Linked DNA regions of Mus musculus: region 2 is linked to region 1. Evidence: chromatin loops called from intact Hi-C (ENCODE). Cell type or tissue: heart. All regions are shown on one strand. Links, peaks and the distances in the headings refer to the core of each region. The heading gives the core; the rest is flanking DNA.

Region 1 (15,121 bases), core at 4,460-6,959:
CATGCAGGAAAGCACAAGATGGGAGGCTTGGGCATTTTAGACTGAATGTCACTTGGCACTTCTGCCTTTGTCATGGTTCTAGGAGGCTTCTGAAGCTCTCTCCTTCTTCGATCTCTCTCCTTCCTCCTTCTCCAAAAGAGGAGTCAAGGAAGAAGGGTTTGTTTTACACAAGAAATATCAAATGATGAATCAAGCATTAAGTCAAATGAATGCTCCTTTTGGACAGGGAATGTCTTAACACACTCAAAACAAAGCAATAAACATTAGACTTCGGTGCTGCTAGTACAAGGAGAGTTGTCCAGGGTCCTCCGCACTTTCTCTCCTATCCCAAGCCCAGGGTAACCTCTGAGCTACAGCCTTGTGTCCTATCTGAACTTTAACTCTCATGCATCTAGTTTGCAGCAGCCTCCAGTGCAGCTGCCCTATCCTAAGGTGTTAGTTCTAGACTGAAGCCCCTTATGAAGTCTGCAAAAGTAAGGGACCTCCTTTGTCGTGTGGGTGGTTATTGGATCTCTTCTCTCAGTACTCCCTACAGTGAGTGGCAAGTGTTATTAAAAGCTATTTCTCCTAAAAGTTCATCCCAGTGATTCTATCTGTGGAACCCCAAAAGAATCTCCATCATCTAAAATGATAAACGTCACAAAATCTGGGCATAAACAAAATGTTGGTGCTCCACACTTCTGCAACACATCTCCTCAGACTGGCATCTTTCAGCTGCATTTCAACTTGGTCTCTCCTCTGTCACCCACATGCAGGCTGACGTGACCTTTCATGTTCTGCCTCAAACTGTCCATCTTCAGGTTAGACCTTCAGTGGGAAGCAGGAATACCCGCGTAAGTAAAACTAGTCTTTCTTTCATTTCACGGATAAGTGAGCACAACCCACATGGCGATGTCTTTCTGCTGTGTGCCTTTAACGAGGTGCATATGTGTGCTTGTCATCTCAGCTCTAACACTCATATGAGGAAGAGAATGGGAAGTCACTTAATATAGACAAGCAGTGGACTTTGCAGAACTTCACAGAGGTCCCTCTGGCACCTTGGAAGGAATCTGGGCATTCGAGGAGCCTTGAAACTCAAGTCTCATCAGCGTGATGGTTAATATGCTTTTACACTTCCACTCATTCTTCAACCCAATCCACAACCCTCGCTCTTGGATTCAGCAAGCCAGCGCCCTGAGCACTATACCTCAGAGAACTGAACACCGTCAAAGGAACCTGGAAGCATAGACTTGTCTATACAGTCTCTGCTTTAGTCTTGGTATGAAGGTGGTTAGAATTCTGAGAAGTTGACTTTGGGATTCTAGCAAGGCGAATCCAGATCTCTCAGTTCTTTATTCTTATATGTTAACCTCAAGGAAGGCAGGTGGATGGGGGACTAGAAGGGAGAAAGGTAGAAAGAAAAAGGAGTCGAGATGTTGATGAAAAGAGGAAACAGAAGATGAGGGAGAAGGAGAAAGAAAATGAAAGGGAAAAAGAACATACAGAGGAAAGGCCGGATCATGCAGCCAGCCAGAGACGGCCAAGCTCCCACATCCTCATCATCGTCCTGGGAACAGCCATGTTTACCATCAGTGCCATACTAAAATGAAACAGGGTTTTGTTTTCAGACCATACACTCTTAAATTAGAAAGAAGAGTGGTTCTTTTGGCTAGGGTTCTACAAAATCCAATTTGACATGATCCCATGAGAAAAAGAAGATGAAGAGAAGGAGAGAGGAGGAGGGAGAGAGAGAGCTTTCTGAAAGATTGATGTCCCTGTGCCCAGCAGCTCGGCCATCTGGACACCATCCACACATTTCAGCGGCATGTGAGGCCTTCCCCGAAGCTTCAGTTGATGCCAGTCTCCATGTCGTAGTGGGCCTTCAGATACGTTTATGAAGTCCAAACACTGGTCAGGTCCCTCTTTATGTCTGCTCGTCTTATTTTTCTGACACTCGTCATCTTCTTCCAGGAAAGGTAACAGAAAACTTGGACTTATCACTTAATCTGGAGCACACATGTGAAAACCTCAAACACTTTGAAAAACTATAATCTGCCAGTGCCTGGCGTGAGGGAGCATGTCACACCTTACCTTAAGGAAACTAGATTCTTTTAGGGTTTAATCAGCTTCTAAAGCAATATTGCATCATGGCAGTTCTGGGAACTGCACTGTCTCATGGCTTTTCAGATTCATGAATTTCCTTACCAGGGACCTCTGAGGGCCAGCCTATGAATAGCCAAGTGGAAACACACCTAGCCCAGGCTAACTACTTAATCCAAACTCCTGGAAAACACTCACAGCCCATCTCGGGAGCTTTCCAGTGTGAGGTCTTCACCTCGGGAAGTCCTTCTTCACTGAAGTCACTGCTGTCGTGGGGGTCACATGATTGGAATCCTTTCAGTCTCAACAAGAAAAACAAGGACGGGTCTCAGACCCATTTTTCTCCTTAGTAAACCAGCTTACTTACACTTCATTTTAAAATCATCATTGTAAATAGTCAGTGCCTATAATGCTGTGTGGCACGGAAGAACCTTTTGGACGACAGTCCATATTGGGCATCGGTTGTACTCTCCCACGATCCCCTCCTCCCCCTTCTCTCCTAGGCAGTTTCACTTCGACTTCCATGTCATAAGTACATAACAGGTCCCATAAACATAAAGTATGATTTTATAGACCTATATAAAATCTAGGAACTACATATAAAAGGAACATGGCATCTGTCTTTCCAAAACTGCCTTAATTTACTTGACAGACTTCCTCTGGTTGCATCCACGTTTCTATAAGTGATGTAATTTTGTTCTTCTTTATGACTGAAGGAAATGTATATTGTGATACTGTATATGTGCGCCCCATTTTCTATGCTCCTTCCTGTCTTTGGGGACTCCAGTGACTAGTGTGACAAGGACTGCTGCTGTGTAAACATCTTCGACAAGTATTGATTTGGAGTCTTGCAGGAAAATGCTTGGGTGTGGTATAGCTACTCACATGGTAGATCTACTTTTAGTTTTTCAAAGAACCCCGCTAGTTATTTCCTCAGTGGCTGGACTAGTTTACATTCCAACTAGCAGTGTATAAAACATCCCTTCAACTCGGCCTGAGAAAGTGGCCCATTGAGCAAAGGGCTTGTTGTGGAAGGATGAGCCTGAATTTGCATCCCCGGGACCCATGTAATACAAAGGTCAGATGGAATCCTAACACTGAGAGGCAGAGATAAGAAGAAGAAAGGGGATTACCGGCTCATCAGGCTAGCTGGTCAGTGAGCCCCATGGTTAAAGAAAGACATTGTCTCAAAGACTACGGGAACATATTTGACATTATCCCCCAACCTTGTGTGTGACTCATACACAAAGCCAGGATGTTCCCTGGGATTCCCAATTGCAGACAGAATATCTAACATCTCACTCTACAAAGGAACTAATTGGTACTGTGTTAAATAAAGTCTTACTTCATGGTGACTAGAAATATGAGAGTCCCAATTGCTTCCTGTCTCATGAGCCTGTTTGAGAATTAAATACCACACCCATCTCTAAGGCCAACAGAAGGAGAGTAAAGCAACTTATGTGGGAAGGCTTTTTATATTTAACAAAAAAGTGTTGTATTTAACAGTATAGGTGAAGAGGCTATCAAAGGTTTAATCTATGATCTGCCTTTATTTCTGAGCCCTCCAGAGGTAAAAAGAGAATCTTGCCAAGTATGAGCAGAAGGGACTAGAAGAGTGAAAGTCATTATGGGAAATGGTACCACAGTCCTGAGCAACAGAAAACAAGAGCAAATGAGATTAAACAATAAGCACGTGTCATAAAGACACCAGGAGGCAGTCTGGCCCTTAGGGTTGGTAGGTTTAGTAGCTTGAAACTATCCTCTTTAATATCCAAGATATAGAAGCAGGCTAGAAGCCCACCAACTGTCAAATGGAAAAAGGAAATGAAGAAAATATACACAAAAGAGTTTTATTCAGCCATAAAGAATAATGAAGTTATGACATTTGTGGGAAAATGGATGCAACTAGAGATCATTATGTTAAGTGAGATAAGACAGGCTTAGAAAGACAAATGTCACAGTTTCTCTAGTATGCACAATCTATATTTAAATGGGAGAGGGCACGAAAGTAGGATTTATGACAGAGGACCATGAGGCCTAACAGGAAGGGTGGATGGAAGACAAGTGAAAATAATAGACATAAGGTATAGAAGCAGGAGGGGATCCATGCTTGCACTCACTGAGGAGACACACACACACAAGAAGGGGGTAGCGTACACACAGGCAAACATATACATGCACACATGCTCATATGCACATACACACACATACACAAACACACACATAAACACATACACATGCACATATACACACACACACATATGAACTCACACAGACAGACTGTATTCTCCCTACTAAAGATAGTAACTCCTGCTTTTTCCCTTGCTTCTCTACAACATCCCAAGAGTGTGCTGAATTTCTGTCATCTGCTCACAGCACATGATGATCGGGACTTTGGGTGGTGGTGATTGGGAATATGGGTGAGACCTCATAGCTGCCTAGGAACCTCATCTCCTGCAAACCAGGACAGCTGGATTGTCATGCTGTGTTTAGGGAAAGACTCTATGTTTGTATTCAACATCTCCTAGGCCACTGCCAGCTTTCAGTACAACAAAGCTCTCCCATAATGCCTTATCTGAAAGGTGTGGAGGAGGTCAAAACTTGTATTGTGTTGTTGAAAGGAGCCAAGTTACAAACTGTCCACACCCCCTCAGTCTGGACAGCACATGGCCCAAAGGGGCAGACCCTGATTGCTCCTGATCCATCAGCAAGGTGTAGCTGGGCCTAGGGAAGTTGGTGGCTTTACACAAGGAGAGAAGCTCTTGTCTGTGGGCCGCTGACATTCACCTCTGTGGTACAAAACTCATGAGGAAAGAGGGTCTCAAGACCAGCCCTCCCAGGGCAGTCCCAAAGGTTCCTGCAGGAAGAATTAGTGCTGAGCAGGATATTTAAAGCAATCGCCTTCCACAAAGCAAAGAGGACCTGCGGAAGGAACTGGAAGCGAAGAGCAAGCCTGCCTGATGATCCCGAATCTTCAGATTCAGTGGCTGAGTCAGGGCCTGTGACTTCAAGGGCAGGAATCTAACTTGACTAATCAACCAGTAGAAACTTTTACTGCTGGCTCTGAGTATCTGAAGTCTAATAAACAAACACATCTTGGGAACGTACTTATCTACAAGAGGCACTGGCTGTGTAGCTGTGTACCCGGAGTAACTAGGAAACACTCTGTAAGCCCCTCCTTGCGTGTACGCACACATACCACGCACACTCACACACCTTGTCACCGAACACTCCCTCCCACACAAGGAAAGTGAAATTGCTGTGTGATGAGCATAAAGTCCTGGGTGTTTCCAAGGTTTGGGAGTCCAGCCAGGTGTAACTGATAAGGGGAGGGAGCCCCAGCTGTCCCTCAGCCGGCCCCGCCCTGATTCTGCCAAGATCCTTATTTGGTGATGCTTTTACCTGGATCCCTGGACTCAGAGCCAAGCCTGCTCACGCAGGGCCACAGCTGGAGAAGCATCGCCGCCGCTGACGTCCCTTCCCAAAGAGATGAATGGAATTCCAGGCAGCTGGAGTCATCTTGGCTCCGGACCGATGGCATTGAGACCAGACTTCAGAGACAAAGGATCAGGCAGCAGTCTACTGATGGAAAAGTGTATACCCACAGAAATGTAAACCACACCTCGGTTTTGGGAGCCGAAAAAATGAAAAAAAAACTGTTTAGGGAGAAAGATGGGAAATAAAATAATAGGTAGAGAGTAATTTATAACTCTACGGGTCCGTTCTGTAAATAGTGTAAGATCCTGGAGCCAGATGGTTCAGCAAATTCTCCTATCGGGAGTCACGTTAAGAAACACGAGTGGGCACAAAATTGTTTTTCAAGACACAATTTCAATTTTGCCTTGAGGGAGCGGGATATAAATTCGCTTCCTTAAAATGCCGCTAAAAACTCTCCGAAAGGATCCCCTAAATCAGAATACATATACCGCCCCCAAGCGGCCATCTGAGGAAGCAAAGTAGAACTGGGGAAAAAACTCTCGACTTGGACAGTGAGTCGGAAGGCGACCTCCGTGCACGGTCCTGCTGGCCCTGTGCAACACCGTGCTGACACCCTTAGTGAGTCAGACGGAAGGCAGGCGTGCGGGACAGGAGTGAAGCGCAAAGTATAGATGACATGGGATCCCCCACCCACCAGGATTGACTCAGGAGGCAGCTTCCTTTAAGGGGTCCAACCTTTTGCCCTCTTTTATTTTTAAACCAGACTGTCTCGATCCCCAAGCGTCTCTGTCATGGAATTATTCAAGGAGATGTGCTTTAATGAAAGCCTCCCTAAAGGGTCTTAGGTGGTCCCCAAAGAAGCATCGCGTCTGGGGACTCTCATGCAGAACGTCTCCAGTTCACATGGCGCAAGATCCTAAGCGCTAAAGGCTGAGTACGCCAAGGCTGCGTGGGCGGAGACCTATTTTTCTGACAAGTTCCAGGGCTCCTGTGCGGGATCGGAGTCTCCCCCTTCACTTTCAGCCCGAGAGCTGTGCGCCAAGCAGCAGGGGGCGGAGAAATGAACCCGTCCGTCCCCGTCCCCCGCCCCCGCCCCCGAGAACCCTCCCCCCTCCCTGCTTCCTGCCTCTTTAAAAGGTCCTGGGCTCCTCAGTCAAGCCAGCCACTGCCTGGAGTCAGCCAGCCTCATCGGACTTCTGCAGGCAATCGCGAAGCTGCTATCCAGTTCTGCCACGGTCTCTCCCGGCGCACCGGCAGTCTCAGCGTCTTCACCGGACTCAGCGTCCTTGTCCTTCACTTCACCTTTGCCACCTCTCCGGGTTACTGAGCCCCGGTGCACACAGGTAAACCTCCCGCCTCTGCGGAGCACCTGGCCGGCCACCTCAAAGCCCCAGGCTGCAGATGATCAGCGCTACTCCTCATCTCCTACTCTTCCCCTTCTGGTTTTCCTAACTCCTTTATCCTGCCCCGTCTATCCCCTGGAAAGAACTTTCCGGAGCTGGTTCTCTTCAGCCTTCGGGTTCACAAACTATACCTCCAAGACACCCCAAGATTTTCTCCCCAGTAGTCTCCAGGTTACCCCTGACTGTCGCCATCCAAAATACATTCTGTAATCTTGTCTAAAGGGGCGGGGGGGAGGGGACGGACCCAAGTCACTTTATACCCTTTATCCTGGAACTCCAACAATCCCCCTGCCTCTGGCGCTCTTTTTATACTGGATACCGTTTGGAAAGTAAACCCTTCTTTTTCAGCACATATGGGGCAAAAGAAGAAACACACACACACACACACACACACACACACACACACACACACACACACCTCTGCCCTTCCACCTTGCTTCCTGGTCTCTGACTCTGGCCTCCTGTGCTTCTTGCTACAGGCTCCGTGTTGGGCACAAAGGCTCCACCATGGAGCTCCTGCGGGGACTAGGTGTCCTGTTCCTGTTGCATATGTGTGGAAGCAACCGCATTCCAGGTGAGTTTGTGATATATTCATTTTCCTCCCCCTTCTCCTCTCTCTCTCTCTCTCTCTCTCTCTCTCTCTCTCTCTCTCTCTCTCTCGATAGCTCCTGTGTTTCCTTGGAGTCCTTATCTCCTGATAAGGATGCAGCTTCCCTCGCTCAGCTTTCCATAATTGCCATTATTGTCACGAGTTCCCACCTTGGCTCCTCACAGCCAGAACTTTACCCCCTTATACCTAGCCTAGAAAGCCGATTGTCTTCTCTCTCCTTACAGAGTCTGGGGGAGATAACGGTGTGTTTGACATCTTTGAACTCATTGGAGGTGCACGAAGGGGCCCCGGTCGCCGACTGGTGAAGGGCCAAGATCTATCCAGCCCCGCCTTCCGCATTGAGAATGCCAACCTGATCCCCGCTGTGCCGGATGACAAGTTCCAAGACCTACTGGACGCTGTGTGGGCCGACAAAGGCTTCATCTTCCTGGCTTCCTTGAGGCAGATGAAGAAGACCCGGGGCACACTCCTGGCTGTGGAACGGAAAGACAACACTGGCCAGATCTTCAGTGTGGTCTCCAACGGCAAAGCTGGCACCCTGGACCTGAGCCTGAGCCTGCCAGGGAAGCAACAAGTGGTGTCAGTGGAGGAAGCTCTCCTGGCCACTGGCCAGTGGAAGAGCATCACGCTGTTTGTTCAAGAGGACCGGGCTCAACTCTACATAGACTGTGATAAGATGGAGAGCGCGGAGCTGGATGTACCCATCCAGAGCATCTTCACCAGGGATCTGGCCAGCGTTGCCAGGCTCCGAGTTGCAAAGGGAGATGTCAATGACAATTTTCAGGTAAATCTTCTTACCTGTCACAAGGGCTATGTGGAATTAATATCGGTAGACTAAAAATGATTCTCAAATGTAAAGAGGAACAGACACCCCCAGAAGGTTGGTTAAATCATATTACAGATGACCCAAAACTCCAGGGTTTCAGATTTGATAGGGACCCGAGAAATTTTGTTCCTAATAAGAAATAAGTTGTAATGGTGCCAGGACCTGGGACCCATGCTTTCAAAGCTATCAGGAGAGATAAGAAATGGTTTTCCTATTACACTCAGCCTGTTTCAGAATGGGGTACTCCCTGTGCCCTTAGGAAAGTAACTTGTATCAAATGTACCTAGCAGTTTTAATAGGGCATGAAAAGGATACTTTGTCAGTATTTGAGTCCCTGGGCAGGGTGTTCTGGGTGCTTTCAGTATGGATCTAAGGCAAGACATGAATAACAGTCCAGTCATGTGCCTCTGGGACTCCTTACTTGCCTTAACTTTCAGATATTTTTTTTTCTTACAAGCGTGGCTTTGAACGCCCACATTAACTCTTTGTCACTGGAGAGTATCATGTCCTCCAGACTTGGGATCAAATTCCATTTCCTGTGTACCCCAAGCAGCCTGAAAACTGGATTCTTTGTAAAATGCTCCAGTTGGCAGAAGACACAATTAAGATTTTGAAGTTGTTCGGCAATTTATGTCTCTGTGATAGTTTGGCAGGATGATCTTAAGTTCTTTTAAACTTTCTGAGCGTTCACCACAAGCAAACTCAGACTGGCCGCCCCACCCCCACGCCCAGCATTAAACCACGTCTGTCCTCTGCCCACAGGGGGTGCTGCAGAATGTGAGGTTTGTCTTTGGAACCACCCCAGAAGACATTCTCAGGAACAAAGGCTGCTCCAGCTGTGAGTACCCCTGTGTTTTTTAAGATTTGGAGAATTCTGGGGAAGTCCACCGAAAGCACCCTGATTAATGTAAGCAGTAGGGTGCATACACAATATCTCAGGGGGAGCAGAGTTGGCTCGCACCCACTCTGTCATTCCAAAGGAAATGTCTTTTATAACCCAGAACCCGAAGGGTAGGCTGGTGGGATCAGCTGTTGAAACCTTGAATCAGCTATCGAATACGTTACATCTTATTTCTTAGCAGCTACCAACGTCCTTCTTACCCTTGACAACAACGTGGTGAACGGTTCCAGCCCTGCTATCCGCACCAACTACATCGGCCACAAAACAAAGGACCTCCAAGCTATCTGTGGCCTCTCCTGTGATGAACTATCCAGCATGGTCCTGGAACTGAAGGGCCTGCGCACCATCGTGACCACTCTGCAGGACAGCATCCGAAAAGTGGTCAGTGGCTTCCCCTCCCATTTGCCAGCTCTTGGAAATCACCACAGGTGGTCCCATGGGAGCCTGGACACTCATGAGCCTTCTCCCCTTTCAGACGGAAGAGAACAGAGAGCTGGTCAGTGAGCTGAAGCGGCCTCCCCTCTGCTTTCACAATGGAGTCCAGTACAAGAACAACGAGGAGTGGACTGTAGACAGTTGCACAGAGTGTCACTGCCAGGTAAGAGACACTCACAGACTGCAATAAGACTTGGAGACATATGTCTCGGGAGATACGTAAATGACTACACACATTTTTAAATGTGCTCTGGCCTGCTACCAAAGTGATTTTTTTTTCTTTAATATGTAATGACATCTGCAAATTCCTCTTTAAATCTCAGAAGGTTTATCTTAATAATACCCCAGGCTGAGCAGCTAAGAGAACAAATCTATCTAAACGTTGGAATGACTTACCTGCTTTAGTTCAAAGACCAAGTATTGAGTGTCAGATACATAAAACCCGCTTAAAGCATTCGGTTTTGGCCAGCCCTAATTTGTATTCAGCTCTGGCAGACAGATTCTTCTAACACTGTTCGGATCTCTGGCTCACCGGGAAAAGTTTAAATGCAAATCACTGGTTACTGAATTTGAGACACAACTTCAATTAAGTTCCCGCCTCCCTCTAATATGTGATAAAAACCCTTATCTACCTTTGAGATGCTTACTGATACCTGCAACGTCCGTTGCTTTCCCTTATGCAAATGTGTTGTTCTGTAACTTCCACCCCTGACTGAGTAGCAGTTAAAAAGAACTTTCCCAAAGAATGGAGTGAGAATTAGCCCTGGAACTGTATACCTCTGGGGACTACAGATCCAGCAGAGACATCCCTCCTATAAAAGCCACCCCTCCTGTGTCCTGGCTTATAATGGCAATGTCACAGAAAGCTCCTCTCTGCAATACGCTTGGTAACATCGTTCCCTCTCCTTCTCTTGCCTTGCAGAACTCGGTTACCATCTGCAAAAAGGTGTCCTGTCCCATCATGCCCTGCTCCAACGCCACAGTTCCTGATGGTGAATGCTGCCCACGGTGCTGGCGTAAGTTCCTAAAATGGTGTAGCCATCCCTCAGTGGCTAGCTCAGTCTGGGGGCATCCTGACAGCTGGGCACAACACCAGAGCCCAGCCCCTCCCAGCTCCATCAGACGTTCCAGTCAGATCTGGGTTATGGCATAGGCAATGGATGATCTTACAGAGCTTATGGATTCTGGTTTTATGCTATAAGGAGAGAGATGGATACAGCAGTAGACTTAAGCTGGTTGCTTTTAGCAATTGATCTTTGTTGAAAAAAATGATCTACTGGAGAACGGACAGAAACTGTGTAAGCATTGGGCTGAGGCTTGAAAAGCCACCTGTTTTATCTGCAGTGAGAGGAGGCCTAAGGGCTTAGCATCTGTTCAATTTCCAGGGCAGTAAAAGAAATCAGCCACTATACTGCTGTGTAACACTCTGCCTCAGGGGCCTGTTGCCAGTATAATCACTTTGCTAAGGAGATATTTTATGCAGAAGGCACAAGTCATAAAAGTGACTCACCATGCCTCACAAAGAAATCAGGGATACTGAATTGCCCTTCACTCACACACACAGAGCTGCACACATGAGCCACGACTCAGAATCACCCATCCCATGGTAGCAATTTTGGCATAATAATGTTTTTCTGTATATCCACTTCTGTCCAACCTCTATCTGAGGGTGAGTTACAGGGAACAAAGCCTGCCGAGAGCTAGCGGAGCTCTGAGTTTGAGCTAGGGGTTGTTAGAAATATGTTCATGGATGGCAAAAACAAAAACAAGTTCCGTGTCCCCTGATAGACAGGCGTGATTGTCGTCACGGTGTCTGAGCAGATAGCAAACAAACACCTTCTCCTCTTGAGAAAGTGTGTACAAAAACACCAGAGGCCAGCACGAGGAAAACAAACTGATCCACCTCGTGACTGAGGCAGAGGCAGAGCCCCAGGCAAACTGCCTCCCAACATGGACCAGGGCTTCACTGATAGTCAGAAGTGATGCAGAGAAGCTGCCTAACACACTGGCATCCTTGGGCACCAGCCTGGAAACATCTAAGACATCCTAAGTCAGGAAAGGGGAACTTGCTTGAGGTGCACATGGAAGAATCCATAATGGGTGAACAGGAGAGTGCACACTGTGAGCTGGCTCAGCTGTGAGGACCAGGCAGAGTGGGCCATCAGCCCAGTCCTTTGCATATGATGACCTGGGATGAACTCCTGGACCACTGGCCCAAGACTTGTGCTACTCAGGCCAGGGAGATCTCATGCAGGACACACTGGCACTGTAGTTGCTTAGGATTTGCTTGTGCCTGTGAAAGGAGAGATGTGTGAATTGGCTCCATTATCATTATCAGTTCCCAAGACTCTTGGATAGCCAAGCGTCTGGAGAGTACATAAATGTACACAATCTCTAGTTGTTAATCATGCTTCCATTAAACTAAGAGTATGAAAAAAGAAGGCTTTTTTTAAAAAAAGAAACCTATTGCTTTACCACCTCTGGCTATAAAGGGCCATAAGCATATAAGTAAATAAACTGCCTAAGAACAGTTTATCTTAGACATGAGATGCTAACGACCTCATTTCTCCCCACAGCCAGCGACTCTGCTGACGATGGCTGGTCTCCCTGGTCTGAGTGGACCTCCTGCTCTGCCACATGTGGCAATGGAATTCAGCAACGTGGTCGTTCCTGTGACAGCCTCAACAACAGATGCGAGGGCTCTTCGGTACAGACAAGGACCTGCCACATTCAGGAGTGTGACAAAAGATGTAAGCATCATGGCTGCCAAGGGTGGCAATCTCCCTTGCCCAGTGCTTCCCTCACAAAGAGCAGCTCCGGAGCGAGCGGGGAGCCTGAGAATGCAGGTTCTGAGCCTGCGGGCTCTCAGTCTCAATCACACCTCTAACCTTTGCACTCCTGGGCTTGACCTTCCTTCCCTGAGGCTCCTCCTCATCTGTAACGAGAGAACAATAACCATTCCTGATAAAGTTACTTTAGCCATTTTCTCTAGATAATTCATATGAAACAATCAGAATGGATCTGGGCTCCTGACCAGCAACCTATAAATATTAGGTTGTTGACAGCAACTCACACACACAGACAAATACCATCTTCCCTATAGTTTCTCCACTGAAGTGTGGCAGTAGCCAGTTTCTACAATACACTAGTTGAAGCTGCTTTTGGTGGGCTGCTGGAATGATTGCCTGCTGAGACTTGCTGTGTGGCCCCCTCCAAGGCAGCACCCATTGGTGACAATCAACTTTGCCCTTCAGTTAAACAGGATGGTGGCTGGAGTCACTGGTCTCCATGGTCGTCCTGTTCTGTGACCTGTGGTGACGGTGTGATCACAAGGATCCGGCTCTGCAACTCCCCCAGCCCCCAGATGAACGGGAAGCCCTGTGAAGGTGAAGCCCGGGAGACCAAAGCCTGCAAGAAAGACGCCTGCCCAAGTAAGTGTGGGCCTGACCTGGGGATACATGGGAGGCAGCTCTACCCAGCTGGTGGCCTGCTCTCTGCAGCTAAGTAGACCATGGAGCATGGGAGCTCACTCTCTAGAGAAACAAACAGAAACCAAGTCCTGCCTGCTCAGCAGCTTCTTTTAATGAAAAACAGAAAGCAAACCATTTCAACCTCCCTAATTCCCAAAGATTCTTCTCATGGGCCAGGTTAGAGGGCATTTGAAACCGGCTCAGGACAGGATTCTGGGACAGATAAGGCACCCGAAAACTGAATTTTTACATGTGACTCATTTGCTTACAGTTAATGGAGGCTGGGGTCCCTGGTCACCATGGGACATCTGCTCTGTCACCTGTGGAGGAGGAGTGCAGAGACGCAGCCGACTCTGTAACAACCCCACACCCCAGTTTGGAGGCAAAGACTGTGTTGGCGATGTGACAGAAAATCAAGTTTGCAACAAGCAGGACTGCCCAATTGGTAAGCTGCGAGGCCAGGGACACCACCACCCTGGGAGCTTTCTCTTTTATGAATGTCATAGTCAGTATTCACTGGGTGCGGGGAGGGGGAGGGTGCCATATTTAATTGGCCCTAGTGGTTTGATTACAGTAAGATGCAAGGCAACCATTTCCAGTAACAGAGACCCTTCAGTGTCTTATTCTCTTTTAAGTAGTACATGGCAGTGACAGCAACTTAGACCCAAGCACTTACCCACCTGTCTCTTACCTCTCCTCAGATGGATGCCTGTCCAATCCCTGCTTTGCTGGTGCCAAGTGTACTAGCTACCCTGATGGTAGCTGGAAATGTGGTGCGTGTCCTCCTGGCTACAGTGGAAATGGCATCCAGTGCAAAGACGTCGATGAGGTAGGCAGCCAATGGCTCCAAGTTATCAGAATGAAGAAAGCAGCTAACCCAGTCCAGGGTCCTTCCTTAAAACAACATTTGCCAAGTGTTAAGCAAACTCTCATTTCCTCCATAGTGCAAAGAAGTGCCTGATGCTTGCTTCAATCACAACGGAGAACATCGGTGCAAGAACACAGATCCTGGCTACAACTGCCTGCCCTGCCCACCACGATTCACTGGCTCACAGCCCTTCGGCCGAGGTGTCGAACATGCCATGGCCAACAAACAGGTATAGTAGACAAGTAGGCCAGAGTAGAAGAGAGCTGCCTTTGGTCAAACAATGAACAGACAGAGAGGGCACTGGTTGCATAGTCTCAGATGTGTGAATATTCTGGGCTGAAAGAAGCTGTGATCAGATAGGCTTGTGCCAGATGAGCAGCTCCAAGAAAATCCAGTGTAAATCAGCATTTGCCAATAGCTGGGATATCCTCAAATAGAATGGAGAGACAGAAGAAACCCATCTTTCTCCCAAATGGGGCTGCTATCTGTTTCAGGATGGGAGGAATCTGGACCTTTGGTGGCTTGGGACTTTTAGACATTCTGTGATAGCATCGGGATACTGTACCCTCAGGTGTGCAAACCGCGAAACCCCTGCACGGACGGGACGCATGACTGCAACAAGAACGCTAAGTGCAACTACCTGGGTCACTACAGTGACCCCATGTACCGCTGTGAGTGCAAGCCCGGCTATGCAGGCAATGGCATCATCTGCGGAGAGGACACAGACCTGGACGGCTGGCCTAATGAAAACCTGGTGTGTGTGGCCAACGCAACCTACCACTGCAAAAAGGTACAGCATATATGAAGCCCAGAGCATTTGTACAAACTGCACATAAGTAACCTCCCAAAATAGCTTCCATGGCTTCACCTTCCCATTAAAATCATGTCTACACCTGAGCATCCTAGCAGGCTATCCCACTGTGGCCCCCAGTGTGCGCCAAACAAGCGAATGCTAACTGTGTCGCCTTCTTTTTAGGACAACTGCCCCAACCTTCCCAACTCGGGGCAGGAAGACTATGACAAGGACGGGATTGGCGATGCCTGCGATGATGACGATGACAACGACAAGATCCCCGATGACAGGGTAGGGA
Region 2 (15,121 bases), core at 5,687-8,186, 270 kb before region 1:
GACCTAAAGCTTTACTACAGAGCAATTGTGATAAAAACTGCATGGTACTGGTACAGTGACAGACCAATGGAATAGAATTGAAGACCCAGAAATGAACCCACACACCTATGGTCACTTGATCTTCGACAAGGGAGCTAAAACCATCCAGTGGAAGAAAGACAGCATTTTCAACAAATGGTGCTGGCACAACTGGTTGTTATCATGTAGAAGAATGCTAATTGACCCATTCCTCTCTCCTTGTACTAAGGTCAAATCTAAGTAGATCAAGGAACTTCACATAAAACCAGAGACACTGAAACTTATAGAGGAGAAAGTTGAGAAAAGCCTCGAAGATATGGGCACAGGGGAAAAATTCCTGAATAGAACAGTAATGGCTTGTGCTGTAAGATTGAGAATCGACAAATGGGACCTCATGAAACTGCAAAGCTTCTGCAAGGCAAAAGACACCGTCAATAAGACAAAAAGATCACCAACAGATTGGGAAAGGATCTTTACCTATCTTAAATCACATAGGGGACTAATATCCAATATATATATATATATATATATATATATAAAGAACTCAAGAGGGTGGACTCCAGAAAATCAAATAACCCCCTTAAAAGATGGGGCTCAGAGCTGAACAAAGAATTCTCCCCCCCCCCGAGGAATACTGAAAGGCTGAGAAGCACCTGAGAAAATGTTCAACATCCTTAATCATCAGGGAAATGCAAATCCAAACAACCCTGAGATTCCATCTCACACCAGTCAGAATGGCTAAGATCAAAAATTCAGGTGACAGCAGATGCTGGCGAGGATGTGGAGAAAGAGGAACACTCCTCCATTGTTGGTGGAATTGCAAGCTTATACAACCACTCTGGAAATCAGTCTTGTGGTTCCTCAGAAAATTGGACATAGTACTACTGGAGGATCCCGCAATACCTCTCCTGGGCATATTTCCAGAAGATGTCCCAACCGGTAAGAAGGACACATGCTCCACTATGTTCATAGCAGCCTTATTTATAATAGCCAGAAGCTGGAAAGAACCCAGATGTCCCTCAACAGAGGAATGGATACAAAAAATGTGGTACATTTACACAATGGAGTACTACTCAGCTATTAAAAAGAATGAATTTATGAAATTCCTAGGCAAATGGTTGGTCCTGGAGGGCATCATCCTGAGTGAGGTAACCCAATCAGAAAAGAACTCAAATGAAATGTACTCACTGATAAGTGGATATTAGCCCAGAAACTTAGTATAGCGAGATATAAGGTACAATATGCAAAACACATGAAACTGAAGAAGAACGAAGACCAAAGTGTGGACACTTTGCTCCTTCTTAGAATTGGAAACAATCACCCATGGAAGGAGTTACAGAGACAAAGTTTGGAGCTGAGACAAAAGGATGGACCATCTAGAGACTGCCATATCCAGGGATCCATCCCATAATTAGCCTCCAAACGATGACACCAGTGCATACACTAGCAAGCCTTTGTTGCAAGGACCATGATATAGCTGTCCCTTGTGAGACTATGCCAGGGCCTAGCAAACACAGAAGTGGATGCTCACAGTCAACTATCGGATGGATCACAGGGCCCCCAATGGAGGAGCTAGAGAAAGTATCCAAGGAGCTAAAGAGATCTGCAATCCTATCGGTGGAACAACATTATGAACTAACCAGTACCCCAGAGCTCTTGACTCTAGCTACATATGTATCAAAAAATGGCCTAGTTGGCCATCACTGGAAAGAGAGGCCCATTGGTCAGGCAAACTCTATATGCCCCAGTACAGGGGAACGCCAGGGCCAAAAAATTGGAATGGGTGGGTAGGGGAGTGGGGGGGGGGAGGGTGTGGGGGACTTTTGGGATAGCATTGGAAATGTAATTGAGGAAAATATGTAATTAAAAATAATGAATTTATGAAATTCTTGGGCAAATGGATGTGTCTGGAGGATATCATCCTTAGTGAGGTAACTCAATCACAAAAGAAGTCATTAGATATGCACTCACTGATAAGTGGATATTAGCCCAGAAACTTAGAATACCCAAGATAATCATATAATTTATTACATCATATATTATACTACACATTATATTATATATATAATATGTATATGACTGTCATGGGGGTGGGACATATATATAATACTATAATATAGCATATTATATTACAATTATATGTAAAATATATAATTATATATTACATTATATATTAATTATGGGCTAATTGTATATTAGTTGTATATTATAAATTATATTACATATCATATCTTATATCTCATATCTCATATCATATATCATATATCATACATCATACATCATACATCATGTATAATGATATCATGTATTACATATCATATTCTATATGTTATATATAATATGTGAAATATGATATATATTACATACAATGTTAATTATTATTGATTATTTTAAAGTATTATTAATAAATATATTAATTATAATATGGTGTACATCATACTGTATACATTATATATAATTACATATTGTGTCATATATTATACATTATATAGTATACATTATACATTATATAGAGTATACTATATGTTATATTATGTATTATATGTAAAATATAATGCTATATATTTCACAATATTTAATGAACTATATCATTATACATATTACATTACATACAATGTATATTATATTTGTAATGTGTATTAAGTATATATAATGTACTCTGTAATATTAATTATGTATATATTAATTCTACTGAGTATATCTAATGTTGTTTCTATATACATGTGTTTCAGGCTGTCCACTGGAATTATATAACCTAATAAGGTCAATAACTCTAGAAAAAACTGGTTCTTCTTCCCTCCGCAGCCGTTGACTGCCTGTAGCTTTTTATTTAAGAGTAGAACCCTGTAAAATATGTCCCATCCCTGAGACAAGTCAATTGGACTGCTGCATATCAATGCAGGTCTTCTTTAGACAAGCATAATTTACAGATTTCATTTGTGCAGCTTCTATGTTATATTTAGAAGATATGAGCTGATATTAATATATGAAGAATATTTTAAGACAATAAAAATTAACTATCCAATAGGAATGAAGATTAAAAATGTGGCTGGTGATTTACACTATAGACCAAAAATTTCTGCACACATAGACATGTGCTTCTCCACACTCACAGATAAGGAAGGTAAGTTTGGTCCTATGGTATTCGGTGGCTGATGTGGCTCAAGCACAATTGTCCCTGCAGGATTACATGTTAAACCTCTAAAGTGATGATAGTACAGTACAAGGGTTGGAAAAGCTTGATCATAAAAAGCTCCACTCTCAGAAGATAGGATTCGTGTCCATAGTGAAAAGCCTTCAGAAGGATAAATGCCCCATTTGACCTTTTGCCTGTCCACCATGCAAGTTCACCTGTCCAGTACTGTCTGTGAGGGGCAAGCCTTCACCTGATAGCAAACATGCAGTGTCTCCCTCTTGGAGTTTTCAGCCTGCAGAACTACACCAGGTAAATCTTTATCACTTATAAATTGTCCAATCTGTAGAATTTTATTGTGATAGCATAAATAGATTTCAATAGCAAAAAAATGGGGGGGGGGAATACATACTAACTGACAAGTGTAAAGTTATTGGTTGAGAATAATAATATACATAAACATATTCAATATAATATTATATTCAGAAGCCCACAAAAATAAGAATTTTCATATTCCAGCATCAATAATACTTCATTACAATTCTGAATTGAGCATAAATATATATGCATGAATTTCCCAGAAATGAATTCAAATCTTTAAAATTATAATTACTCAGTAGTCCTATAAATGCAGGAATGTGTATACAGATGAGCATACAATGTTTACTACGGTATTTCTTTATAAACCAAGGTAGAGGATCCATGACAGCAACAGAAGGAAAGCAAGCTTAAGTGGAGCAAGCAGAGGGCTGGGTGCATGGCCCTCAGTGACTGACACTACAGCCTGGTGCCACAGCCCAAAAGCAGGGAAAACCTGAGCAGGCAGCAGAGACATTTCACCAAAACCTCCCCGCAGTGGGACAGCTCCCAGAAAGAATTTTTCGTTCTGTTTTGTGATTTGTTTTGTTTTAATAATGTTAGCCTACTTGTGCAATGAATTCTGGAATGTTGTGAGTTTATAGGAAACACAGTAAGACAAGGGAATAGTCTTTTAAATGCCAATAACACTACCCTGAGGGGGGAAGGGAGGTGGCCTTTTACATTTTTACTATTTACAATTCTCTAGCTATAATTTTTCAGGGATCATTATATTACTTTCCATAAAAATTTGAATCTCTGGAAATCAGAAAATTAGACCAAGTTGTGCTTGATTGATGTGGTGAGGCTGTTTAATTCCGCCCTAGTGCTCAGCACAATGGCTTGCAGAGAGCAGACAGACATCTAGCAATACTCTCCTGAATGGAAGATGGAGGAGAAAAATGAGGGTTGACATCCGAGGTAGGGAGGCAAGCAAAAGCGTTTTCCTTTTCTTACCTATCAAAGCTGCTTGCTCTTTTTAAATTTAAGTAAAAACTTACTCATCCACATACTTTAAAGAAAAATGTAATTCTTCAATCCTAGTTTAGGTGGTGTGTGTGTGTGTCTGTGTCTGTGTTTCTGAGTGTGTGTGTGTCTGTGTTTATTCTCTAGGTTCCCCTTGTCCAGAATCCATGTAAGTACATACTCAAACTCTGAGAGACAGATCCTAAATAAATAGAAGTCCTTAGGAATCTCTACAGAAACAAAATTTTAGAGAAAAAGATGACCAAAGCAAAACAAAACAATCATTCTGTTTCTGTATCAGAGTGCAGAGAACCCAGAGAGAACACATGGCCAGTGAGATGCTTGGCCTGTCCTGTAGTCACTGTTCTTTGAAGGAAGCAATTGTAATCAGGAGATGGGAATCAACATAATATAGGGTGATCCTGGCTTCAGTGTTGGCTAAGTCAGGAAATAGCGAACTGATTGTGACATCAAGCTGCAGAGGAAGCCAGTGAGTCACTTGTTTGTCTTGGTCCGGCACATGGCTGCAGAGATGAACTCTCTTGCCCCCATTCTCTTCAGGGTACTAGACATGGTCTTTCCTCACCTGTAAACAGAATCAGGATGTGTCCTGAAGTTCAGCCAAGTGTCCAGCCTTGGGTAAGGCACATAGATGGTGAGGGAGCGTGGAAGGCAAGGGAAGAAAGGCACTGGCATCTACTTGCTGCTGACAGATTATATCAGGTGCCGGGAAAGCTGATTATATCAGCGTTCTGGTAAGCTCAGGGGGGAGAGAAACAGGTACCCTTCGAGCATTGATCTTTTCTACTGTAAGTTGCCTCAGAAATGCAATTCAGGCTGTGCCAAGAGAGAGAAAGGGAAGCAATTTAAAAGGAATGGACCCCAAGTGCAACAGAAGACCTCCCAGATGTTGGTGTTATGAAACAAAGAGGGAGAGGAAAACATTGGATGACACTTGTAAGGAGTGCTAGACCCACAGCCCGCTCTATGCTCCAAGTGCCCCTTTGTGTCTTGATCTTTATATCCACAAGATAGCAATCAATGTATTTACATACATATCGAAAATAGAAACTCTCTTGAGTATAATATTCCACCCCCCCCCAGGCATTGACCAGCACACTTATTTAAATAGAAACGTGGATAATTATAATAACAGACATTGTGGTTCTATCCCGGTTTTCTATAATAAAAAAAAATTATACTTCTAAAAGGTGGAAAATAATTGTCATCTTGAACAACAGTTTCAGGAGAAATGACATGTGGACAAATGCCAGTGACTTTGGCCAACGGCAAGGTGATGCCCCATTTCTGTCAGAGAATAGAACATTTGTACTACACAAAGAGAGCCAAAGACTCAATTAGGAAAAAGTAACCTTGGGTATGAGTCGATGATCTGGCAGACTTTTCCTCTGACCTGGGTGAAATGACTGGTACAGTCATGGGCACCAAAGGATCTCGGTTTTAGATGTACAATAACCAGAGAGGAGCATGACTGAGGGACAGCCCACCCCATGCCTTACACATTACGTATCCATTCAGCTTCATGGTACTGCTTCCTGCCACAAACTTGATGCACAATGGCTGGGATGGGAAAGGTTTCAAAGGTAAGGACTGGCATCTGAAGTCACTGAGCAAAGAAAAGAAAAAAAAAAAAAGCTAGGCTCAGATTCCTCATGTCAACTTGTATAAGTGGGAATTTATTTTCTGTTTTTGTTTTGTTTGGTTTTTTCCCTCTGAATTTTTCCCTTTTCCCCTAGACAATCCAAGAGTAGCTTCTGTGGTTCCGTGCTTCAGGGAAAATGGGAATGAGCAGAAATAAAAGGAGCATATAAGACTTCCTGAATTGTTTCCTTTCAAAACTGGCTGAGAAAGAGGAGGCTTAAATAGATAACACAGAGATTGAGAAGAGCAAAGGAACAAAGGCATTTTGCCACCAAAGAAATGTGGGAGGGGCCTGGTGAAATGGCTCAGCGGGTAAGACCACTGACTGCTCTTCCAAAGGTCCTGAGTTCAAATCTCAGCAACCACATGGTGGCTCACAACCATCTGTAATGAGATCGGATGCCCTCTTTTGGTGTGTCTGAAGATAACTACAGTGTACTTACGTATAATAAATAAATATTTTTTATATATAAATTAAAAAAAAAAAGAGCCGGGTGTGGTGACACACGCCACTTGGGAGGCAGGGGCAGGCAGATTTCTGAGTTCAAGGCCAGCCTGGTCTACAAAGTGAGTTCCAGGACAGCCAGGGCTATACAGAGAAACCCTGTCTCAAAAAACCAATAAATAAATAAACAAATAAATAAATAAATAAATAAACAAACAAATAAATAAATAAGAAGAATTGTAGGGCTATCCTGAAAAATACAGTCTGTGAAGCCAAGTCCTGATTTCTGTCTGTGTTCTAGAACTGGCCACCAGTTTTCTCTAGGGGTATGAGTCAACGGCTACTGGGACTTCCTGACTTGGAAAACATTCCAGTGTGCAAAGAGAAGCCCAGCCCCTGGCCCTGAAGGAGCACACTGATAGGAGCCAAAGAGGACAAACACTGGTCAGGAGAAATACAGTTTCTTTGTGCTCAGTGCTTTGGGACAGATATTCTAGCATATTCATATGAACTCAATAACAGGTAACAAAGATTCATCCTTTAGCTCTCTATCAAACTCTAGCCAGGCTCTTGAACCTTCTTCTCAACTACACTTCAGCCCTATCCCTATAAAAATTATGAACACCAAATCTTATGAGGGGTGGGGGCCTGAAATGAAAGTCTTACAGTTGGATACTGTTATTTCATCCTCAGTACCATGTGCAGGCATGAGTCTCTATATTTACCACTGTTTACTGGACAGAAAGGCTTCTCTGATTAAGGCTAAGAGTAGAACTTTTCTATGGGTATAAACAAGAAATATTTAAATGGCAGATTGGTGCTACGTCAATTGCTAATTGAGTATTCAATTCTCTTAGGCCTAGATTTCCTCTAGCGTGTGTGTGTGTGTGTGTGTGTGTGTGTGTGTGTGTTTGTTTTTACCAGCTGTCTAGTATCATAATACTGGTTAGACATGAATTCTTCCCTGAAGAGTGAACCCAATAAGAGAATAGTTGATTATGCCCATAACATGCAAGCCACCATTACCCAATCTTCTCTGGCAAATTGGTCTTGTAGATCTTAGAAGTCACAGTTGGATAAGACCATTGATTCATTTTGTGCCAAGTCTCTCCTTAAGGACACTTTACAGTACATTTGAGGACTATTGAAAGATAGCCAGGAGGAGAAAATTTCCAGCTCAGTTCCAGCATATTTATCAATATATCCAGAGTATGTGATATCATCAACAATTGGGTCTTATCACCTAGTTCTGACAGGTAACCAAGGTGGAGAGGAAGAGTCTGTACTGTTTGGGGGTACCTCTTGAATCTCAACTGACAAGGAAGTATCCGTCCTCCATCCTTTTGTCTACTCACTGCCTCTGGGAGCATCCTTTTGGAGCATTCAGCACATGGCAGTTTTCCAGATGGCTTTTTTTATAACTTCTTTGTTTTGGTTGATCCTCCTCCCCTATTTTCTTGATTTCCTTATCCCTAATCCAAGGCTACAGCCATCCCTTCTCACCCCTGTTACTTGGAGAAAGACTATTATAATCATGAATTTAAAGCTCTGCGATACAGAAGTATGGTGGCTAGGCCAGTGCCTGTCACAGAAGTGGATGCTCACAGTCATCTATTGGATGGAACACAGGGCCCCAAATGGAGGAGCTAGAGAAAGTACCCAAGGTGCTGAAGGGGTCTGCAACCCTATAGGTGGAACAACAATATGAACTAACCATTACCCCTAGAGCTCATGTCTCTAGCTGCATATGTAGCAGAAGATGGCCTATTAGGCCATCATTGGGAAGAAAGGCCAATGGTCTTGCAAACTTTATATGCCCCAGTACAGGGGAATGCCAGGGCCAAGAAGTGGGAGTGGGTGGGTAGGGGAACAGAGCGGGGGGAAGGTATAGGGGACTTTTGGGGATAGCATTTGAAATGTAAATGAAGAAAATATCTAATAAAAAACTGAAAAAAACAAACAAACAAAAGAATGGCCCCTAACAGGTCCAGTGTGGGTGGAGGAGGGGCTCTGGCCCTAGCCTTCATTGCTGAACTTTTTGTTACTGACAGATTCAAGGCGAGTGGGAGCATACATTCAGTTGTATACACAATGACCACAGTACCATGTTTTAATGGATTATTCCACACAGTGGTCACACAGATGGTCTTTGTTAAAATAAACGGACTATAAAACAAACCCAAAAGTTATGAAGCTCTGATGAGGTGGGATTGTAATGGGAAAAAGATAAGAGGCTATATGTGAAAGAGGAACTGGAATACACTACACAGAAGTGAAACTTGTCAAACAAAATTAACCCATAAAAAACATAGATTCTTAGTCAGCATACACATACACAAGACTAATTACTACCACAATTTCTAATAATTCAAAGCTATGTTCTCAGCATTATAGTCTAGTTCACCTCATTAAATTCCTGTTGAGAAACCTTGCTACTTAAGGTCAAAGTCCACCATGTCCAGGTAGCTCCCTTGAGCTTGGCACAAAGTGGAGGACTCTTTCTCAGAGGGCTTCCTCTTCTCTATCTTATTTGGGGGGACCAACCCCCACACTCTACTTGGGCAATGTCATATAACTTCCTGGAATGCCTCTCCATGGAAATGAGGTATCCCCAGAACCTTAAACCCCAGGTAATTAAAATTCACCCTAAGAAGAAGAACTTCCTGTTTTTCAAGGTTTATATAGTCCTTGTTCAGTCCAAATAAAGAGCACAAGCTATTTTCTAAAAGAGCTATAATACTGACAAAAAAAATTAACAAAAAACCCAACAACAATAAAACCAGAACCACAAAGTCCTATCCATAGAAGCTCAAAGTTGTCAAGAGAATGTGCTGTCTTCTCCAGAAAACCTCTAAAGATGGGGCGCCTATTTCCTAATATAGTTTGGGCTACAAAAAGCCTGACTTCCCTAGGTGCTACTTACCCAGGTCAAAGAGCCTGAACCCACTGGCACTCCCCACTCCTGATTCCTGACCTTTGTATTTCAGCTTCCTCTGTTCCGATCTTCATTCTCCCTTCTAAAATCCCATGACCTCTGTGTAAAGTTGACCTCAGTATATACCTTGGTTATTTTTTTTGACAGTATTTGTTCTCATTGCTGTTAAAATGTTTGCTACTCTAGTGTCTAGCTTTCCTTGCTCCTTGTAGAGAGAATATTCTGTGTATTGTATGGATGTATCACCTGCCAATTAAAGAAAAAAAACCCTATGGCCTATAGGAAATGGTAGAATAGAAGGTGGATCATCTGGGAGGCAGAAAGGATTCTGGGGTAGAACCAGGCACGGAAGATTTGACATGTGAGGAGACAAGCATGGTCCTTTCTGAACACGGGTAACAGTCCACATGGCAGAATGTAGGTTAGAATAAATGAGTTATAATAAGTTAGGATCCAGTCAGAGAAGAGCCTAGCTTATATGGTTAAGGTATTGTAAATATATTTTAAATTTGAGCCTTATTTCTGGGAGCCTGGAGCTGGGAGAAAGAGGCAGGACCAACTTTTACTGTTTCTGACAGAGGTGTTCTAGGAATGAGTGTGGTAAACTGGATTATCTCACCAACCCAGGCAGATGAAAAGAGTTAGACTAGAACTCGAGTTGATTTTCATCAAAGACATGCATGTGGTTATTTTGTTTGTTTTTTGACACAAATAGTTCCATGGAATGAGATGTATACCCCAGGCCTAATTGATATAATGAGAAAATGGATAATAGTTTACTATGTAGCTTGTGGAAATATTCCAAAGGGGACAATTTAAGGAAGGGGTATTATACTATGAAAATCAAACAAAAGTCTATGATTTCATCTGCTCAAAGTATACCACTGATCTGAGGCCAGGCTGGTGAAAGACAGTATAAAGTCTCAAAGAGAGCTCAAAGGACACATGCATGTTCCCTTTGGAGGAAATTCCATTCTGATTAGTGAGGTCCAAGCCATTAGACAAAGCCCATGACTGATTCTGAGGTAAGAAACATTGATGTTCAGGGCTTTCCTTCTAAAGGGGAATACTATACTTTAATGGTGTCTGATTGAATTACAGAATACTTTCAAGCCAAATGAAGGTTACTAAGTCAATAAGAACCATATCATATCTTAGAGGTTACTTTGTACAATTAGGAGAGATATTTGAGAAATGTTTAAAATGCCATCAGGAATTTTCCTCTGAAGAAAGAGCTTCATATCTGAGAACAAGGAGAAAGATCTCTCTGTCCACTAGTGTCATCTCAATAAGGTCTGTGTTTAGCCTTCCAGTCAACCGAGGACATGGCAAGAAGCACATGTGCCTTCACAATTAAGAAGTTCGACTTTGGACAAATCAGTTGAGAATTAATCTATCCCTTAAAACCCCACCTTATACAAATAGACCCATTTCAACTTTTCTATTGTCTTTAAAAAGAGATCCTCTTTTTAAATGAGCCCCAGCCTTGTCTCACAATAGACAGCTATATCAGGGTCCTTTCAGCAAACGCTTGCTAGTGTATGTAATGGTGTCATCGTTTGGAGGCTAATTATGGAATGGATCCCTGGATATGGCAGTCTCTAGATGGTCCATCCTTTTGTCTCAGCTCCAAACTTTGTCTCTGTAACTCCTTCCATGGGTGTTTTGTTCCCAATCTAAGAAGGGGCAAAGTATCCACACTTTGGTCTTCGTTCTTCTTGAGTTTCATGTGTTTAACAAATTGTATCTTATATCTTGGGTATTCTAAGTTTCTGGGCTAATATCCACTTATCAGTGAGTACATATCATGTGAGTTCTTTTGTGATTGGGTTACCTCACTCAGGAGATGCCCCCCAGGTCCATCCATTTGCCTAGGAATTTCATAAATTCATTCTTTTTAATAGCTGAGTAGTACTCCATTGTGTAAATGTACCACATTTTTTGTATCCATTCCTCGGTTGAGGGGCATCTGGGTTCTTTTCAGCTTCTGGCTATCATAAATAAGGCTGCTATGAACATAGTGGAGCATGTGTCTTTCATACTAGTTGGAACATCTTCTGGATATATGCCCAGGAGAGATATTGAGGGATCCTCCGGTAGTACTATGTCCAATTTTCTGAGGAACCACAAGACTGATTTCCAGAGTGGTTGTACAAGCTTGCAATTCCACCAACAATGGAGGAGTGTTCCTCTTTCTCCACATCCTCGCCAGCATCTGCTGTCACCTGAATTTTTGATCTTAGCCATTCTGACTGGTGTGAGATGGAATGTCAGGTTTGTTTTGATTTGCATTTCCCTGATGATTAAGGATGCGGAACATTTTTTCAGGTACTTCTCAGCCATTCGGTATTCCTCAGGTAAGAATTCTTTGTTTAGCTCTGAGCCCCATTTTTTAATGAGGTTATTTAATTTTCTGGAGTCCACCTTCTTGAGTTCTTTATATATATTGGATATTAGTCCCCTATCTGACTTAGGATAGGTAAAGATCCTTTCCCAATCTGTTGGTGGCCTTTTTGTCTTATTGACAGTGTCTTTTGCCTTACAGAAGCTTTGCAATTTTATAAGGTCCCATTTGTCGATTCTCGATTTTACAGCACAAGCCATTGCTGTTCTATTCAGGAATTTTTTCCCTGTGCCCATATCTTCAAGGTTTTTCCCCACTTTCTCCTCTATAAGTTTCACTGTCTCTGGTTTTATGTGGAGTTCCCTGATCCACTTAGTACAAGGAGATAGGAATGGATCAATTCACATTCTTCTACATGATAATCACCAGTTGTGCCAGCACCATTTGTTGAAAATGCTGTCTTTTTTCCACTGGATGGCTTTAGCTCCCTTGTCAAAGATCAAGTGACCATAGGTGTGTGGGTTCATTTCTGGGTCTTCAATTCTATTCCATTGGTCTACTTGTCTGTCGTAAGTACTAGTACCATGCAGTTTTTATCACAATTGCTCTGTAGTACAGATTTAGGTCAGGCATGGTGATTTCACCAGAGGTTCTTTTATCATTAAGAAGAGTTTTTGCTACCCTAGGATTTTTGTTATTCCAGATGAATTTGCAGATTGCCCTTTCTAATTCGTTGAAGAATTGAGTTGGAATTTTGATGGGGATTGCATTGAATCTGTAGATTGCTTTTGGCAAGGTAGCCATTTTTACTATATTGATCCTGCCAATCCATGAGCATGGGAGATCTTTCCATCTTCTGAGATCTTCTTTAATTTCTTTCTTTAGAGACATGAAGTTCTTAACATACAGATCTTTTACTTTCTCAGTTAGAGTCATGCCAAGGTATTTTGTATTATTTGTGACTATTGAGAAGGGTGTTGTGTCCCTAATTTCTTTCTCAGCTTGTTTATCCTTTGTGTAGAGAAAGGCCATTGACTTGTTTGAGTTAATTTTATATCCAGCTACTTCACTGAAGCTGTTTATCAGGTTTAGGAGTTCTCTGGTGGAATTTTTAGGGTCACTTATGTATATACTATCATATCATCTGCAAAAGGTGATATTTTGACTTCTTCCTTTCCAATTTGTAAACCCTTGATCTCCTTTTGTTGTCGAATTGTTCTGGCTAGGACTTCAAGTACTATGTTGAATAGGTAGGGAGAAAGTTGGCAGCCTTGTCTAGTCCCTGATTTTAGTGGGATTGCTTTCAGCTTCTCACCATTTACTTTGATGTTGGCTATTGGTTTGCTGTAGATTCCTTTTATCATGTTTAGGTATGGGTCTCAAATTCCTGATCTTTCCAAGACTTTTATCATGAATGGGTGTTGGATTTTGTCAAATGCTTTCTCTGCATCGAACGAGATGATCATGTGGTTTTTGTCTTTGAGTTTGTTTATATAGTAGAATACGTTGATAGATTTCCGTAGATTACACCATCCCTGCATCCCTGGAATGAAACCTACTTGGTCAGGATGGATGATTGTTTTGATGTGTTTTTGGATTTGGTTACAGAGAATTTTATGGAGTATTTTTGCATCAATATTCAAAGGGAAATTGGTCTGAAGTTCTCTATCTTTGTTGGGTCTCTCTGTGGTTTAGTTATCAGAGTAATTGTGGCTTCATAGAATGAATTGGGTAGAGTACATTCTGCTTCTATTTTGTGGGATAGTTTGTGAAGAACTGGAAATAGATCTTCTTTGAAGGTCTGATAGAACTCTGCACTAAACCCAACTGGTCCTGGGCTTTTTTTGGTTGGGAAACTATTAATGACTGCTTCTATTTCTTTAGGGGATATAGGACTGTTTAGCTCATTAACCTGATCTTGATTTAACTTTGGTACCAGGTATCTGTCTAGAAAATTGTCCGTTTCATCCATGTTTTTTGAGTTTTGTTGAGTATAGCCTTTTGTAGAAGGATCTGATGGTGTTTTGGATTTCTTCAGGATCTGTTGTTATGTCTCCCTTTTCATTTCTGATTTTGTTAATTAGGATGCTGTTCCTGTGCCCTCTAGTGAGTCTGGCTAAGGGTTTAATCTATCTTGTTGATTTTCTCAAAAACCAGCTCATCATTTGGTTGATTCTTTGAATAGTTCTTCTTGTTTCCACTTGGTTCATTTTGCCCCTGAGTTTGATTATTTCCTGCTGTCTACTCCTCTTGGGTGAATTTGTTTCCTTTTGTTCTAGAGCATTTAGGTATGTTGTCAAACTGCTAGTGTGTGCTCTCTCTAGTTTCTTTTTGGAGGCACTCAGAGCTATGAGTTTTCCTCTTAGAAATGCTTTCATTGTGTCCCATAAGTTTGGGAATGTTGTGGCTTCATTTTCATTAAACTCCAAAAAGTCCTTAATTTCTTTCTTTATTCCTTCCTTGACCAAGGTATCATTGAGAAGGGTGTTGTTCAGTTTCCACGTGAATGTTGGCTTTCTATTATTTATGTTGTTATTGAAGATCAGCCTTAGTCCATGGTGATCTGATAGGATGCATGGGAAAATTTCAATATTTTTGTATCTGTTGAGTCATGTTTTGTGACCAATTATATGGTCAATTTTGGAGAAGGTACCATGAGGTGCTGAGAAGAAGATATATCCTTTTGTTTTAGGATAAAATGTTCTGTAGATATCTGTTAAATCCATTTGTTTCATAACTTCTGTTAGTTTCACTGTGTCCCTCTTTAGTTTCTGTTTCCATGATCTGTCCATTGATGAAAGTGGTGTGTTGAAGTCTCCCACTATTATTGTGTGAGGTGCAATGTGTGCTTTGAGTTTTACTAAAGTTTCTTTAATGAATGTGGCTGCCCTTGCATTTGGAGCATAGATATTCAGAATTGAGAGTTCCTCTTGGAAGATTTTACCTTTGATAAGTATGAAGTGTCCCTCCTTGTTTTTTTTTTTTTTTTGATAACTTTGGGTTGGAAGTCGATTGTACTAGATATTAGAATGACTACTCCAACTTGTTTCTTCAGACCATTTGCTTGGAAAATGTTTTTCTGGCCTTTCATTCTGAGATAGTGTCTGTCTTTTTCCCTGAGATGGGTTTCCTGTAAGCAGCAAAATGTTGTGTCCTGTTTTTGCAGCCAGTCTGTTAGTCTATGTCTTTTTATTGGGGAATTGAGTCCATTGATATTAAGAGATATTAAGGAAAAGTAATTGTTGCTCCCTTTTATTTTTG

Evidence for each region. Hi-C counts contacts between places; a loop is a spot of excess contacts. Peaks named below come from ENCODE experiments on the same cell type or tissue, not always from the same donor. Only the 100,000 strongest peaks of a DNase experiment are listed, where the experiment ranks them.
Region 2: a loop joins it to region 1, with 2.1 times the contacts of the local background. A loop is called at or near these places in 2 of 42 quality-filtered maps.

The regions. Positions count from the first base shown.
Region 1 is chr2:118,105,216-118,120,336 of GRCm38, forward strand. It overlaps Thbs1 (thrombospondin 1), which reads left to right and starts at 6,661. Exons shown (of 22, transcript NM_011580.4): 1 at 6,661-6,860; 2 at 7,400-7,494; 3 at 7,755-8,314; 4 at 9,119-9,194; 5 at 9,436-9,638; 6 at 9,733-9,855; 7 at 10,615-10,708; 8 at 12,269-12,442; 9 at 12,947-13,123; 10 at 13,434-13,607; 11 at 13,864-13,991; 12 at 14,107-14,259; 13 at 14,602-14,820; 14 at 15,007-15,114. The coding sequence starts at 7,428. It overlaps Gm13986 (predicted gene 13986), which reads right to left and starts at 5,987. Exons shown (of 10, transcript NR_126479.1): 1 at 5,482-5,987. In heart, for the core only: CTCF peaks have their summits at 6,018 (motif pointing left) and 6,226; DNase peaks (open chromatin) are centred at 5,516, 6,046 and 6,586; H3K4me3 peaks cover 1,765 bases; H3K27ac peaks cover 2,160 bases.
Region 2 is chr2:117,833,664-117,848,784 of GRCm38, forward strand. All of the region lies in intron 2 of 4930412B13Rik (RIKEN cDNA 4930412B13 gene), which reads left to right. Among named protein-coding and RNA genes, the nearest start is that of 4930412B13Rik, 19 kb to the left of the region's middle. In heart, for the core only: a CTCF peak has its summit at 6,886; a DNase peak (open chromatin) is centred at 6,938.